Linked DNA regions of Homo sapiens: region 2 is linked to region 1. Evidence: chromatin loops called from intact Hi-C (ENCODE). Cell type or tissue: PC-9. All regions are shown on one strand.

Region 1 (8,000 bases):
ATTTTGTGTTTTTTCACTTATTGATTTGTAAAAGCTCTTTGTATATTAAGGAATAAGCTCTTTGTCTTATGTCCAGAAGGTACGGAAACTGTATTTTATTCGTGTATTCCCAGACATATATGCTGCACAGATGAATGCACAAATTAGTAAGTATTAGAAATATCTTTCCACAGGGAGACTTTCATACAATTCTCCTTCATTGGCATCATAAAACCAGGGTAATAGGGCTATTGGCAATGTGAAAATAGAGATAAAGCCTGTATGTACATTTGAATCAATAATCATTTACAACACTCACAAGACAAACATGGACCTTCTGGTTGCCTTTAGTATCAATAAAGGCAAATTCAACTGACACATGAACATATAGATTTTTTTTTTTTTTGAGATGGAGTCTCTCTCTGTTGCCCAGGCTGGAGTGCAGTGGTGCGATCTTGGCTCACTTCAACCTCTGCCTCCCAGGTTCAAGCAATTCTCCTGTCTCAGCCTCCCAAGTAGCTGAGAATACAGATGCACACCACCACACCTGGCTAATTTTTGCATTTTTAGTAGAGACAGGGGTTTCACCATATTGGACTTGAACTCCTGACCTCAGGTGATCCACTTGCCTCGACCTCCCAAAGTTCTGGGCTTACAGGCATGAGCAACTGCATCCAGACTTAGACTTTTCATAATTTGACTTAGTTTGAAAAAGTGTGGAGAAGGAGAGCCTTCCTCGAACAAATACAGAATATTATTATTAGTACTAGCTGCCATTATTGAGCGCATGTTCTGTGCCAGACACAATGCTAAATGCTGTACATAAATAACAAAGAAACTCTACTTTGGAACTTCCCTTATCAGTAAACTGGTTCCTTTCTTGTTCCCCATGCACTTTTATGGCCTCAGAGAAGTGGGCCTGTTGGATGCCACTACCAGAAGAAGGATATAACATTGCAACGTCCCTTCCAGACAAAGAAAAGAGCCTGTGTGAAGACAGCATTGTTGGAAAACAACAAACGTTTGTGTTTTTTTTTTATTTGTTTGTTTTGTGTGGACATCTTTTTTTATTTTTAAAAAACTTTAATTTTAAGTTTGGGGTCTAATGCAAGTTTGCTGCCTAGATAAACTTGTGTTACGGGGGTTTGTTGTACAGATTATTTCATCACCCAGGTATTAAGCCTAGTACACATTAGTTATTTTTTCCTGATCCTCTCCCTCCTCCCATCCTCCACCTTCCAAACGGCCGCAGTGTGTCTGTGTCTTGTTCCCTACCATGTGTCCATGTGTTCTTATCATTCAGCTCCCACTTATAAGTGAGAACATGTTGGTATTTGGTTTTCTGTTTCTTTGTTAGTTTGCTAGGGATAATGGCCTCCAGCTCCATCCATGACCCTGCAAAGGACATGATCTCATTCCTTTTTATGGCTGCATAGTATTCTGTGGTGTATACGAACCACATTTTATTTATCCAGTCTGTTATTGATGGGAATTGAGGTTGATTCCATGTCTTTGTTATTGTGAATAGTAGTGCTGCAATGAACATACACGGGCATGTATCTTTATAATATAATAATTTATATTCCTCTGGGTATATACCCAGTAATGGGATTGCTGGGTCGAATGGTATTCCTGTGTTTAGGTCTTTGAGGAATTGCCACACTGTCTTCCACAATGGATGAACTAATTTACACTCCCACCGACAGTGTATAAGCATTCTTTTTTTTTCTCCACCATCTCACCAGCATCTGTTATTTTTTGACTTTTTAATAATAGTCATTCTGGCTGGTGTGAAATGGTATCTCATTGTTGTTTTGATTTGCATTTCTTTAAAGATCAGTGATGCTGAGCTTTTTTCATATGATTACAACAAATGTTTTGATACCTCTTTTTGAACCAAAGTTCCAGGGAGGGCCAGAGTAAGGAGAGTGTTATTGCAGAACGAGATATATTGGAAACAATGGTTCTGATCCCATTCCCTCTTTGAAACCCTGAGAGACAACTGCTAATGCTATTGGCTCCAGTGTTCAGGGGAGTGATAGCATAAAAAGGGAGTAGAGAGGTGGCCACACGTGCTAGCTCTGTTGAGCTGCACTTATCTCCAGTGGGATATCAAGGGACCCAGCAGTTCCTAAAAGCCTTTTCTGGTGGCAGAAAGGAGAGTAGCTAAGAATTCTCTGGGGGTAGAATTGCCAGGGACAGGGAAAGACAGGAGTCCTGGCACACCTGCACACTGAATTGGGACCCAGTGGGCAAGGCAAGTCTTGATCGAGCCAAATAAATAGATCATCATTGTGTCAGCTGCTGGCTTGAGCAGTGGGCAGCATAGAATGACCACTCCCAACCAGGTACAACCCTGTCACTTGGACCTTCACAGAACCCAGGCCAGGGCAGAACCAGACCAGCCAGCCACTCTGCAGTAGAGATCAGTGAATACCAGAGTTGGCACCTGGAGTTGTATCCCTTTTCCCTGCTACCGTTAAGTCATCCTAGTAATCCTCCTTGCAGAAGAGAAGTAGGGTGGAAGATTTGACGAGGTGAATGTGTACATGAAATACGCTGTGTTACCCCAAGGATACTCTTAACTGGAAGGAATTGAGAGCTCTTAAACGGCAGAGTTCAGGGTTTTGTTGTTTGTGTTGTTTCTTTTTTCTACTCTTGGTGGGTTGGGTGGGAATTCTTAGGGAGAAGATGTCATCAGTTAGAAATAAGAACTAATTTTTCTCAGTACATTGACTAGGGGGCCAGAATACTTATTTGCAACTCTAGTACCTATCAAGTACCTCATTTAAATTTTTACCAAAAAAATTTTTACCTGGGTGTCTAACAAATGAGGACACTGAAATTTAGTGAGAGTAAGTGATTTTTCCTATGGCCCTTCACTGAACCAGGTGGTGAAACCTATATCCAAATAAAACTTGGAATTTGGAGTCTTAAGCCCTATAGTATTAATATTTTGTTAACTGTTAGATGAAGCATTGCAACAGTAGGAAATCCCTTTCTTAAGTTTTGGGGTGCTTTCAGGGTTAGCATGGTAGGAGCAGAGAACCCAGAAATGGTCTGTTCAGCTTAGAGTGAATGTTCTGAGCTTGAGATCCATTGCTGATGCGGCACTGCACTGTGGGGTTATGAATTGCTTCTGGCTTGGCATCAAAGCGGAAATGCGTGGGAATGCACACTGGGTTGGCTGGGCTCCTGCCCTGGGTGAATGTGGTGCAGATGGTCCTACTGAGGATGAAAAGCCCGGTGGAGAGATGTTCAATAGGTTAATTGTGCACGTTCTTGGATGAGTCAGCCTGTAATTGCTGATACCAATATGTTCGGCGTTGCTGCCTCAGGGGCTTGGTGTGTGAGTCAGATGATGGAAATGAGGATAAAGTTGGCCTTGTTTCCTGAAATCTTAGAAACCGAATAATAAGTTTTTGAACTTGGTATGTGATCAAAATCACTTTGGGAGAAAGATGAAAAGACAGAATGAAAAACTTGTGAGTAATATTTCTCTATGCATTGTGAAGGTAATGGAATTGAGCAGCTAATTATAATGTAACTGGCTATTAGTCTTTATGAAGGTGAATGCAATCAGCCTAACCTAATTTTAAATCTTAATTCTCCTTCCCCAAGCCATATTTTCTATTCACAGCCTCAGAATGCACCTTAGAAAGCCAAGGAAGTCCTTAAGACTGTATGTAATTGCATAGGTCAATGGTTGCAGAAAAGGTGGGTAAATTCAACCTGCTGATATTTTGCGTTTGTCTGACATGAATTTTTTTGTCCTTTTGATTTAATTTTACTTTTTGAATATGTGATTCAAAAGGTGTACTCATAGAATTCTCATTTCTATCCCTATTCCCCTGACCCTGTTGCTACTCAGCCCTGTAAGTAACAATTTTCATTTGTTTTATCAGTTTTTAAAATATATATACACAAAAGTATCATATTATGCCATGTGCACTGTTTTGCATCTTATGCTTATAACTTTGCAATATATACGGAATTTTGAAATTCATTCCATACCCATTCATGAAGCTCTTTCTCATTCTTTTTTATAGCTGCAAAGTACCCCATTGTGAGGATGAACCATAGTTTATTCAATAGGTCTCTAGTTGTTGAATATTTGGATGGTTTTCAATCTTTTACAGCTATCAATGATGCCTACGTGAATAACTTTGTGCCTATGTTGTTTCCTTTTGTGGGAAATAGTTTCAGGTAGGTTTCTAGAAATGGGATTGCTAGGTCATAGGATAAAAATGCATATAATTTTGTAAGATATTTGCAATTGTCCAGCTTAGATTTGTACGATTTTGTACATTCACCAGGAATGACCATAGTGTCTGCTACCTCACGACCTTGCCAGCAGCATGTTTTCTCAAGCATTTGGTTTTCGTCAATCTGTAAGTGAGACATGGTATTTCGGTGTTGTACTTTGCATTTGTTTTATTATGAGAAAAATTGAGCCTCTTTTCTTGCTTACATGTCAATTCGTATGTGTCTTTTTTTCTGAACTATGTGTTCAAGTCTTTTTTCATTTTTTAGGTGCAATGTAATTAATTTTTACTTGTTTATTTTTAATTTTTAAAACAGCTTTATTGAGGTATAATTGGTACATAAAAATGCACATACTTAATGTGTACATAAAAATTGACGAGTTTAGGCTGGGCATGGTAGCCCATGGCTGTAATGCCAGCAGTTTGGGAGGCCAAGGCAGGTGGATCACTTGAGGTCAAGAGTTTGAGACCAGCGCAGACAACATGGTGAAACCCTGTCTCTATTAAAAGAGAGACGGGCTAAAGATTAGCTGGATGTGGTGGTGCATGCCTGTAGTCCAGCTACTCAGGAGGCTGAGGCAAGAGAATCACTTGAACCCTGGAGGCAGAGGTTGCAGTGAGCCAAGATCACCCCACTGCACTCCAGCCTGGGCCACAGAGCAAGGCTCTGTCTCAAAAAAAAAAAATTGATGAGTTTAGATGTATGTAAACATCCCTGATACCGTCAACTACAATCAAGGTAATAGACACATCCAACATCTATCTCCCAAAGTTTCCCTATGTCCTTTTGTTTTGTTTTGTTTTTGTAAGAACACATAACATGAGATCCATTCTCCTAACAAATTTTGATGTGCACAAACAATATTGTCAACTACAGCATTGTACTGTACAGGAGATCTCTAGAACTTATTCATCTAGCATAACAGAGACTAGAGCCATTGAACAGCATCTCCTCATCTCCCCTTCTCCCCAGCTCCTGGCAAGCAGCATTCTACTCTCTGCTTCTATGAGTGTGACTATTTTAGATGCTTCATATAATAGGAAATATGCAGTATTTGTCCTTCTTTGACTGGTCTTGTTTTAGTTAGCATAATATCATCTAGATTCATCCATGTTGTCTCAAATGGAAGAATTTCCTTATTGTTTAAGTCTGATTAATTTCATTGTATGTCTATACCACATTTTCTGTATTCATTCTTTCATTCATTCATTCATTCATTCATAGACATTTGGGTTGTTTCCATGTACTGGCTATTGTGAATAATGCTGCCATGAACTTGGGAGTGCAGTTATCTCTCTGAGATAAAAATTTTATTTCCTTCAGACATATAACTGGCAGTGGAATTACTGGATGGTCATTCTTTTTTTAATTTTTTTGAGAAATTGGAACCCTTGTGCACAGTTGATGGAAATGTAAATGCTGCAGCTGTGGACAACAATACAGAGCTTCCCCTTTTGTCCATTTTTGTATTAGGTTTTTGGTGCTTCTTTTTTCTTATTTTTAGGGACTTATTTACAAATTAACAAGGTTAGTACTTTGTCTAACCAAATTTGTCTAAGCAAATATTTTCTCCCAGTTTATAATTTACCTTCCTACTTTTCTGACAGCATTTTTCTCCATGCAAAAAGTTTTATTTTACACTGCTGTAGTTGAATGTATCAATCTTTTTCTTTCTATTTGTGTACTTTCTATTTCATTTAATTGGGCCCCAGGACCACTCTGTTTTAATTATGCAGCCTGCATACTGAGTTTTAATCTGGCAGAATTCGTCTCTACTCATTTCTCCTTTTTAGGGTTTTCCTAGATTTTCTCGAATGGTTAAAATGCATGTAATCTTTACAATCAACTTATTTAGTTCCAGAAAAGCAAACGCCTTAGTTTTTAAAATTGGGGTCTCATTAAATTTATATAATGGGAAGTCCTGACAAGTTTATGATGTTGAATTGTTTTGTTCAAGAATAAGGATGTTTTTGCATTTATCCCAATCTAATTTTGTCTTTTGGGGGAAATATTTGAAAGCCTTCTTCATTTGACTGTTTCAAATTTTTCATCTTTTCTTTTTTTGCATGTGTGGTTATAAATAGGGTTATGTTCTAGCTGATTAAAGTTTGTATATATAAGATTACTAATTTTTGTATGCTGGTATTCTATCTTTCTAGCTTACTAATTTTTTTTCTGTTTTTACTAATTTTAGCATTGATACTCTTGGCCTTTTTTTCCAGGGCACTATTTCATCATCTGCAAACATAGATAGTGTAATGTCTTCTTTTCTAATTTCTGTGCCTGCAATTGCCACAGAGTGTTTATTTATTGATATTTGAATTGCTTTCTGTGGTAGAGCATATGCTCTCCATCTGCCTTATCTCTTCCACTGCCTCCTGTTCCTCTCAGCCTGCTTCATTCATTTACGTGGCTTGCGTGGCTCCTGAAGGCATTGAAATTCATGACCCCTGTCAAAGGTTCACAACACTGACCTAACCTGAACAGCTGCTGCTGCCCTTATGGTGCAGTTCTTTCATTCTATTGGAGGTTAGTTTGGTCAGCATGATGAGGATGGGTCAGCCCCATAGACTTGAATTGGTTTGGAGAAACTATTTACTGTACTCTTTTGGGATGGATACCCCAGAAAAGCAGAGAAGGAATCCAGAATTGAAGTCAGAGATGTTAGGTGCAAAGGTCATGCTAAAAGGAGCAAGAACAAGATAATAAACAGAAACAGTCGTGAGTAAGGACCCAGAAAAGGGTAGATCAATATAGGATCAGGCCAGAAATGTGTAGAATGATTTCATTACTCATGGGTAGATGTATGTACCTTACTTTTACGAGGCAGTGGATGCCTGGGTATTTGGGCTTATAGGGCTGACTAAGAGTCTCAAGATCAAAACAGATAATAGTGGTCACAACAAATTTTTAATATTGAGTTGTAAAAGGGTTCTAGGATTTTTTTTCCAGGTTGTTTGTTGAGAAGGGCAAGGGCATAGTATCTGCCCTTTTGATCAGCACCATCTACAACTTTCTGTAATGAAAGAAATGTTTTATAGTCTGCATTGTCCAGTGAGGTAGTCACTAGCCCCATGAGGCTACAGAGCACCTGAAATGCAGCTAGTGCAACTGAGGACCTGAATCTCTAACTCTATTTAATTTTAATTAATTTAAATTTAAATGATGTGGCTAGTGGCTACTGTATTACACACAGCAACCCTAGAATCTTTAAAAGGACAAAGGGTACAAATGCATGGCAGAGGGTGCCTGTGACTTCAGTTTTGTGTCAACCACATTCAACATGCATCATAACACAACAGTGACCTCTCATTTGTAATAGATTTGTAACAAAATGTAATAATAATGTAATATAATCGTAATTTATAATAGAGTTTAATAATTTACATTTTATAAGGCTCTCCCATAGTTAGCTTATGTTACACTGAAATGACTCTGTGAATGATGATAATCCATGTTCATAGACAAGGAAAGGAGTTAAAAAATAATGACAGAATTTATCTAAAGCTGTGAAAATTATTAGTTTCAAATGTGTGCCTTGAATTCCAGGTTTAATCTTCATTCCATTAACATAAAAATGCACTTGCTAGCTCCAAAAATAGTCATTGGCCAGGTACGGTGGCTCACACCTGTAATCCCAGCACTTTGGGAGGCCGAGGCAGGTGGATCACAAGGCCAGGAGATCAAGACCATCCTGGCCAACATGGCGAAACCTCATCTCTACTAAAAATACAAAAAAATTAGCCAGGTGTGGT
Region 2 (8,000 bases), 180 kb before region 1:
AGATGCCTTAGGAAGACATATGTGAGCCAGAGGAGGGCAGAGAATTCCAATTCCTTATAACCATTACTGTATAGTTAGGATCCTGTCATAAAAACAGATATCAGTTATTTTAACAGAATTTAATATAAAGAATTGGCTAAACAGAATAAAGGATTAAAAAAAAATTTTGGTTGAGGTGGGCAGATCACCTAAGGTCAGAGGAGTTCGAGACCAGCCTGGCCAACATGGTGAAACCCTGTCTCTACTAAAAATACAAAAATTAGCCGGGTGTGGTGGTGGGCGCCTGTAATCCCAGCTACTGGGGAGGCTGAGGCAGGAGAATTGCTTGAACCCAGGAGGCGGAGGTTGCAGTGAGCCAAGATCATGCCACTGCGCTCAAGCCTGAGCTGGAGACGTTGTCTCAAAAAGAAAAAAAAAATTTTTTTTGCAAAAATGAGGTCTTGCTATGTTGACCAGGCTGGTCTTGAACTCCTAGCCTCAAGCAATCCTCTCATCTCACCTCTCAAATTGCTGGAACTACAGGAATGAGCCACCATGCCTGGCCCAGGATAGAGAACTTAAATAGCTAAAAGGGAATCCTGATGTATCACAGAGGCATTGACAGCATAAAGCAGTTGTCACTTTTAGGACACAAAGGCAAGATGTTGGGATTATTGGAAACTAGAAACTTGGAGCAGGAACCTTCCAGGGGTGGCCTCGGCCTCTGAGGAGTTTCAGGACTAAGACGAGGGCCCTAAAGAATTGCCATTCAGACCTCTGAGAAGAGAAGAAGGAGAGAAAGCACAGTGGGAAGTACGTTGGACAGATGGTGGGGCCAGAAAATGAAAGTTCATTCAAGGCGGTAGGAAGATCAGCTTATACACACTATGTTGCAAAGTTTAGTTGACTTGATTTATTTCAGGAATGGGATAAGGAAGTAAATACACAAGAGGAAAAGACATTCAAGAAAATTGAAGATATATTTCATGCAGATAACTCTCACTTTTCTTATTTTACTTTAAAACCACTGTTGACAGAGATGAAAAACCTACCGAAAACAAACAGCTAGTCCATGGAAATATGTTTGCTGGTTCCTGGAGTTGAGAGGCAGCAACACTTGGGCCCAAGATAACAGCGGGAAGTGCAGAGAAACTTCTGAGCCAGACTGAACTTAGTTCAAATCTTAGCTTTATCACAAGCTGTGATATTACTCAAGTTATTTAACTTCTCTGTACCTCAGTTTTTGTAATTGGGATTATTATTACTACCATCACAAGTTGAGTTCCACAGAACTAAAATCGAAGTGCCAGCATGCCTCCAACACTTACCCCATGCTTCATCTGGGGATTTACTGCACCCAAATTATAATCCCCTGTATTATAATAACCAAGAACAATCTGTCTATTTCTGATCCACAATAATTATTTATAACACCGCCTTTTTTCCCCCAGTAGATGCCTGGAGTTTGAATCTGTTTAGCATGAACTCCTAGAAATCCCTCACTTTCTTGGTGTACACCCGAATTTGGGAGACTCCGGGTTGAATATCAGAAAGACTTAAAAGGCTATCAGACAAACGCTTGATTGAAATTTTCCCCAGGATTAAAACAGGCAGAGTCTCAGTATGAGTGATAATAATAACAGTACAGGGATGTCCCCTTAAAGACAATGGGGAAAGACAAGGAGATTTGAAATAGATGAAAATGTGGAACTCAGAAGATGTAGGTTCATATAAACTTTTTTTTTTTTTTTGAGATGAAGTCTCGCTCTGTCACCCAGCCTAGAGTGCAGTGGCACAATCTTGGCTCACTGCAACCTCCGCCTCCCAGGTTCAAGGAATTCTCCTGCCTCAGCCTCCCGAGTAGCTGGGACTACAGGCGCCTGCCACCACGCCCGGCTAATTTTTTATTTGTAGTAGAGACGGGGTTTCACCATCTTGGCCAGGCTGGTCTCGAACTCCTGACCTTGTGATCCACCCACCTCGGCCTCCCAAAGTGCTGGGATTACAGGCGTGAGCCACCGTGCCCGGCCGGTTCATATAAACTTTAGAAAGGGAGTCAGAGAATAAGAATTTATCAGCTTACTCTAAGCATTTCCCAAAGGACTGGGATTCCAATTCCAAGTGAGCAAAGATTTATCCTTCTAGAGAAGGAAAGGGCCATTCATTTGCTTTCCATAGCTTATTGGAAAATATCTCTGTGTAACTCGTATCCAGCAGTCATCAGGCATCTTCTCATTCTAATTTGCTTTCCTTAGCCGACTTGCATGCTAGAAGGAAGTGCCCTCTGCTGGTGTAAGAGTTCATAGGCCAAGTCCTTCTCGCATTCTAATTTGGTACCTTATAATTGGTTTCCTGTTACTGAACAGTCCTGTGTGAGTTTGGGTGATAATATTACACTGAGGCCTGAATTGGGGCAGGACCAGCATCAAACTAATTAGGGCCAGCATTCCACATCAATAGCATATATGTGGCTATGTTTGGGGGTTCCAAAAGTCCTTGTAATCTCAAATTATCTTTGCTGCTCATCTGCTATAACGTCTGAAATGCTACCATTAAATTTATCCCATTAGACTATAGTTCCAAGAATTACCAAAATGTAAGTTCATTTCAACCTAATAAACTCTTACTGGGTAAACCTTTAGTTTAGGGCATTGCGATGGGTACTCGGAGTTAAAAACCAAAAGCAAAAATTAAGATGGTGATTAAGTAAGTTTATCTATCACCCTCAACAGCTGCAAAACAAATTGTACGATGCAATGAAAAGTTAATATATCCAAAAATGCCCAAAAGAGGGATAAGGACTCTTATGCAATAAAAATTCAAAGAACTGAGTGATTAGTAGGTGCTGGAGTAGCCAGACATATGACTTGCATCAGGACTTCAGAGGTAAATAGCCCATTTGTGGTGGTCGTAAACAATTTAGGTTTCGCTGGTGAATTAGCTATCCAGGCTCCTTGAAAAGAGAAAGATTTAGAATGAATTCGATGACACTGCTCAGGGGCTTACTAAATTAGAGAATAGCTTACATGGGAGACCCCAGGACAAATACCTGGGGGCTGAATTGTGTGACAACCAAAAAGTTTCCAAGGACAAATTTGAAATTTGACTATTTGCACAGGGATGTCAGAGCTTTGTTGGATGATGGTACCCCGTGGGTGCCCTGACATACCTGAAGCTCTGTTTGAATAACGAACACAGTGAACAGTGAAATGGCCCTTTGCATAATCTGGGAAAGTCCTTGGAAATCCTGATGTGAAAGGCAGACTGGAAAAGGTCATTGTTGAGATTTTCCCTCCCCTCCCCTCCCCTCCCCTCCCCTCCCCTCCCCCCTCCCTCTCTCTCCCTCTCTCTCTTTCTCTCTCTCTCCCTTCCTTTCTCTTTCTCTCTTTCTTTCTTTCCTTTTCTGAGGCACAGTGTCACTATGTTGCCCAAGCCAGTCTCAAACTCCTGGGCTCAAATAATTCTCCCGCCTCGGCCTCCCAAAGTGCTGGGACTGCAGGCATGAGCCACCACGCTCAGCCACTGTTGAGATGTTGTAAGCAAATTGTTATGGAATGCAACCCCAAATTCATATATTGAAACCCTAACCTCCACTGTGATGGTAGTTGGAGGTGGGACCGCTGGCGGGTAGTGAGTTGATCATGAGGATGGAGCCCCCAGGATGGGATTAGTGTTTTTTATAAAAAGAGATTAGTGTGCTCTCCTTCCTCCCAACCCCTTCTCTGTCAAGTGAGGATACAACAAAAAGATAGCCACTTGCCAACCAGAAAGAGGGCTTTCACCAGACACGAAATCTGTCAGCAACTTGATCTCAGACTTGCCAGGCTGCAGAATGATGAGAAATAAATGTTTGTTGTTGAAGCCACCCAGTCTATGGTATTCATTATAGCAGCTCAAACAGACTAAGATGCAAATCAATATAAAACACTCTGTGAAAAAAAAGAAATGCTTTCAATATTTTCCAGTGAAAAAGAACTCATAATAAGGATTTGACATTGTTTGACAGGAAGGAAGGCTTCTGTTTCTAGTTTTTTAGTTAACTTGACAGTGAAGTTCAAGTTTGACAGTTTAAACTTTCTTTGGTTTGAAATCATCATTGCCAGGTGGGGGAAGAGGAAGCAGGACCCACACAGGACTCAGGAGGGCATTTAGGTCATTCTACCCAGGCCATTGCCATTCTCTTCCTACTCCTCTGAAAGAAAGGGAGGCTTTGACGTCAGGCGTGGGTGAGTCATCTTTCCTCCCAGGGCCTCCGGCTGGAATTTGCAGGCTGTCTTTGCAGCAGCTATTCTGTTAGTCATTCACAAAAAAGCATCCTGGAAAAGCTGAAGGGAAATGCTTGGATGGACAAGTGATTAAATTTCTATTTTCATGGCAGAGAACCTGCTGGCTTGCTCACAAAAGCAGCTGCATCCAGTACCAGGCACCCCAAGGGCACCCGGTAAATACTTGTGGATTCATTGACGAAAAGATCTGCTGGGTTCTCTTAAATCTTGGTGTTGAAACTGAATTTTCAGATACGATTATGTGACTGGTAGATAAGGTTTTGTGCCTATTTACTTCTCCATGCTCAAATGTCAAATCAAATTTATTGGGTTTACATAAAGAGGTTAGTAACATTGCTGGCCCTACTATCATGAACATTGTGAAAGGAAAATGAATAAGGCCCTTTCTGAAGCTTTATCTGCAGGGGTACATGTGTGGGATTCAATGGAAGGAAAGTTGAACTGTGAGCTAAGAATGATTGTCTCTTTTGCTCCAGGAAGCCCTCAGCAATCATTTGATCTTTTTTGAGAATCTGTTAGGGAAAAGAATAAAAATATCTCCTTACCTGCCAGAAATGCAGGGAAACAAGAATGAAGCAAAAGGAAGAGTATGAGTCCTACATCCTTCCAGCCTGAGACAGGATGTATCCTTATTGCTTTGCCTGCAGTGAACTGACAGGGAATCTGAGATGCACAGAGGCATGGTGAATTAGCCAGAGAAGTCTAGCAACTGCAGCCTGAGCCCTCTTCCCTTTTCCGTCTCTTAGGCGATCTCCACAGCTTTATACACGATCTACGTCCATGACTCTTAATTAGATTTCTATCTCTAGTCCTTCTCCTTCTTCACATATATAACTTTGTGCTTTACACTTTTATGTGAAGTTCTGGTAGGTATTTCAAACTTCACATTCGAACTCAAACTCATGACTTTCACCTCAAGCATGCTCCTCCCTTGTCTCCCTTAGGAGGGACTACCGTTTACAGTTATCTAAGCCAAAAAGTCTAGGCGTCATCCTTGAATCCTCTGTTCTTTTCATCCCCCATGAGATACAATTTGGTATTAAGACAAATTCTTTCTCTGTTTCTTTCTCTCTATTTCCACTGTGAATACCCTAGAATAAACCATGCTCCTTTCTCACTGGGTGGACAGCAGTCACTCTAGTCTCTCTTATTTTACTCTTGACTTCTATTGATATAGGAGTTAAGAAGAAATTACTTAGGCAGATAGTGAGGGTACTGGAGTCCTCGATAAGATTTTCCTTTTTAATGAAAAGCAGCCCCAAATCATTTTCTAACAAACAACAGCTTGTAAAATCAAGCTGCAGACATAGACAAGCAAGCTGGAAGATTGCAGGGATGAATCCCAGTAGAAAAGCACTATCTGGGACTAGGCATGTTCAAAATGGCAGCTTCATCTTCCCTTCCCTTTGCCAGCCACGTGTACAGTAAGGAGCAGACAAGATGGCACCAGCCAAGTTGAAAGCCCATTTGCATAATAAGATAGGCAGGATGGGGGTGGTGACCAGCCTTCTCCGCATGCCATGTAAACATCACACCTGATCGAACCAATCTGTGAGCCCTATGTAAATCAGACACTGCCTTCTCAAGCCTGCCTATAAAATCCAGTGAACTCTGCTGCCGACCAGTCTTTTCTCTCCGCAGCACTTCTCTCTCACTGGAGAGAGAACTGTTCTCCTTTCTCTTTCTTCTGCCTATTAAGCCTCTGCTCCTAAACTCCTCATGTGTGTCTGTGTCCTAAATTTTCCTGGCATGGCAGGACAAACCCCGGGTATTTACCACAGACAACAAAACCGCTTCACTATGATGTATGCATGCTGCAAAGGAAGGTTCGTATAAAATTCTTCTTAAAAAATTATTCAGGCAGCCGGGCGCGGTGGCTCACGCCTGTAATCCCAGCACTTTGGGAGGCCGAGGCGGGCGGATCACGAGGTCAGGAGATCCAGACCATCCTGGCTAACATGGTGAAACCCCGTCTCTACTAAAAATACAAAAAAATTAGCCGGGCGTGGTGGTGGGCGCCTGTAGTCCCAGCAAGCTACTCGGGAGGGTGAGGCAGGAGAATGGCGGGAACCCGGGAGGCGTAGCTTGCAGTGAGCCGAGATGGCGCCACTGCACTCCAGGCTGGGTGACAGAGCGAGACTCCATCTAAAAAAAAAAAAAAAAAAATTATTCAGGCAATTTATTAAATATTACCTATAAAATATTATGTATCTGTATTTTACATAAGAAAACAATGATTTATTGGTCTTCATAACAACTGGTCCATGCAACAATACTAAGTAGTCAACACTAAGCTCAACTCTATTTTCAGACCAACGATGCAACTTTAGATTAGAGGACATGTGGGATCTTGCATCCTAATTCCTAAATTTACAGTCAAAATGTTTTCAGAGATAAGTATTATGAAATCCATGAGAAGCTAAAATAATTTATTTATTTATTTATTTACTTTGAGATGGAGTCTTGCTCTTGTCACCCAGGCTGGCATGCAATGGCGTGATCTCAGCTCACTGCAACCTCCGCCTCCAGGGTTAAGCAATTCTCCTGCCTCAGCCTCCAAGTAGCTGTGATTAAGGCGTGTGCCACCACACTGAGCTAATTTTTGTATTTTTAGTAAAGCCGAGGTTTCACCATGTTGACCAGGCTGGTCTCAAACTCCTGACCTCAGGTAATCCACCCACCTCGGCCTCGCAAAGTGTTGGGATTACAGGCGTGAGCCACCGCACCTAGCTCTACCTCTTCTGAAGTTGTTTCTTTTCTGTCTCTTAGATCTCAGCCCTAAGGTCCCTTCCCTGAGAAGGCATTTCTGGGTACCCTTTCTAAAGCAGCGGTCTCTGTGGCTCCCTCAGTCCTTGTGCATCATATCATTGTTTAATTCGTTTGTAAAATTAACCACATACTGAAACTATCCATCTTATTTATTTACTTGTTTATTATATCTCCACTATCTCTTGCTTCTTTCCAAGTAAGTTGTGACCTCCATGTGAATGAGGGCTTTGTCCTTCTTAAAAGAGGCAATTATGGAGCAGTGATTAAGCTCTCACACTCTGGAAGCAGATTTCTTGGATTCATAGCCCAATTTTGCCACTTGCTAGGTATTTGACCTAAAATAATTGTTTGACCTCTCTGTTCCTCTCTCTTCTCATTAGTAAAATGACAGCAGTAAAAAGACCTGCCTCATGAAATTGTTGTAAAAAGCTCACTCCCTGCAAGTTATCCCTGGCGCAAGGCACATACTCAGCAAATGTTGGCTGCCACTGTTGATGACTGTACAGTACCTGCTTAACACGTATTAATAGCGTGAACAGGCCGGGCGTGGTGGCTTATGCCTGTAATCCCAGCACTTCGGGAGGCTGAGGTGGGTGGATCAACTGATGTTAGGATTTCGAGCCCAGCTTGGCCAACGTGGTGAAACCCTGTCTCTACTAAAAATGCAAAAATTAGCTGGGCGGGGTGGCGGGTGCCTGTAATCCCAGCTACTCGGGAGGCTGAGGCGGGAGAATCGCTTGAACCCGGGAGGTGGAGGTTGCAGTGAGCCGAGGTTGCACCATTGCACTCCAGCCTGGGTGACAGAGCGAGACTCTGTCTCAAAAAATAAAAATAAATAAATAAATAAATAGAGTGAACAATAAATTAGTTTTATTATTCAAGGAACACTTCTGCTCTGTCATGGAACATTTTTGGGAATATGCATAGGGGCTGAGAGAACAGGCGAGCTGTCCTCGGAAACCTCTT

The links. A loop is a pair of places that touch in the nucleus more often than their neighbours do. Peaks named below come from ENCODE experiments on the same cell type or tissue, not always from the same donor. Only the 100,000 strongest peaks of a DNase experiment are listed, where the experiment ranks them.
Region 2: it touches region 1 in a loop (7-fold over the local background); 2 of 110 quality-filtered maps call a loop at or near these places.

Annotation. Positions count from the first base shown.
Region 1 is chr2:223,544,644-223,552,643 of GRCh38, reverse strand. No RefSeq gene overlaps it. Among named protein-coding and RNA genes, the nearest start is that of SCG2, 54 kb to the left of the region's middle. RefSeq lists an enhancer at 2,805-4,004. In PC-9, no CTCF peak of the experiment used is centred here; DNase peaks (open chromatin) are centred at 3,213 and 7,093; H3K4me3 peaks cover 837 bases; H3K27ac peaks cover 3,050 bases.
Region 2 is chr2:223,721,949-223,729,948 of GRCh38, reverse strand. No RefSeq gene overlaps it. Among named protein-coding and RNA genes, the nearest start is that of AP1S3, 110 kb to the left of the region's middle. RefSeq lists enhancers at 3,092-3,759, 3,455-4,654. In PC-9, CTCF peaks have their summits at 2,098 and 2,299 (motif pointing left); DNase peaks (open chromatin) are centred at 2,248 and 4,228; H3K27ac peaks cover 1,523 bases.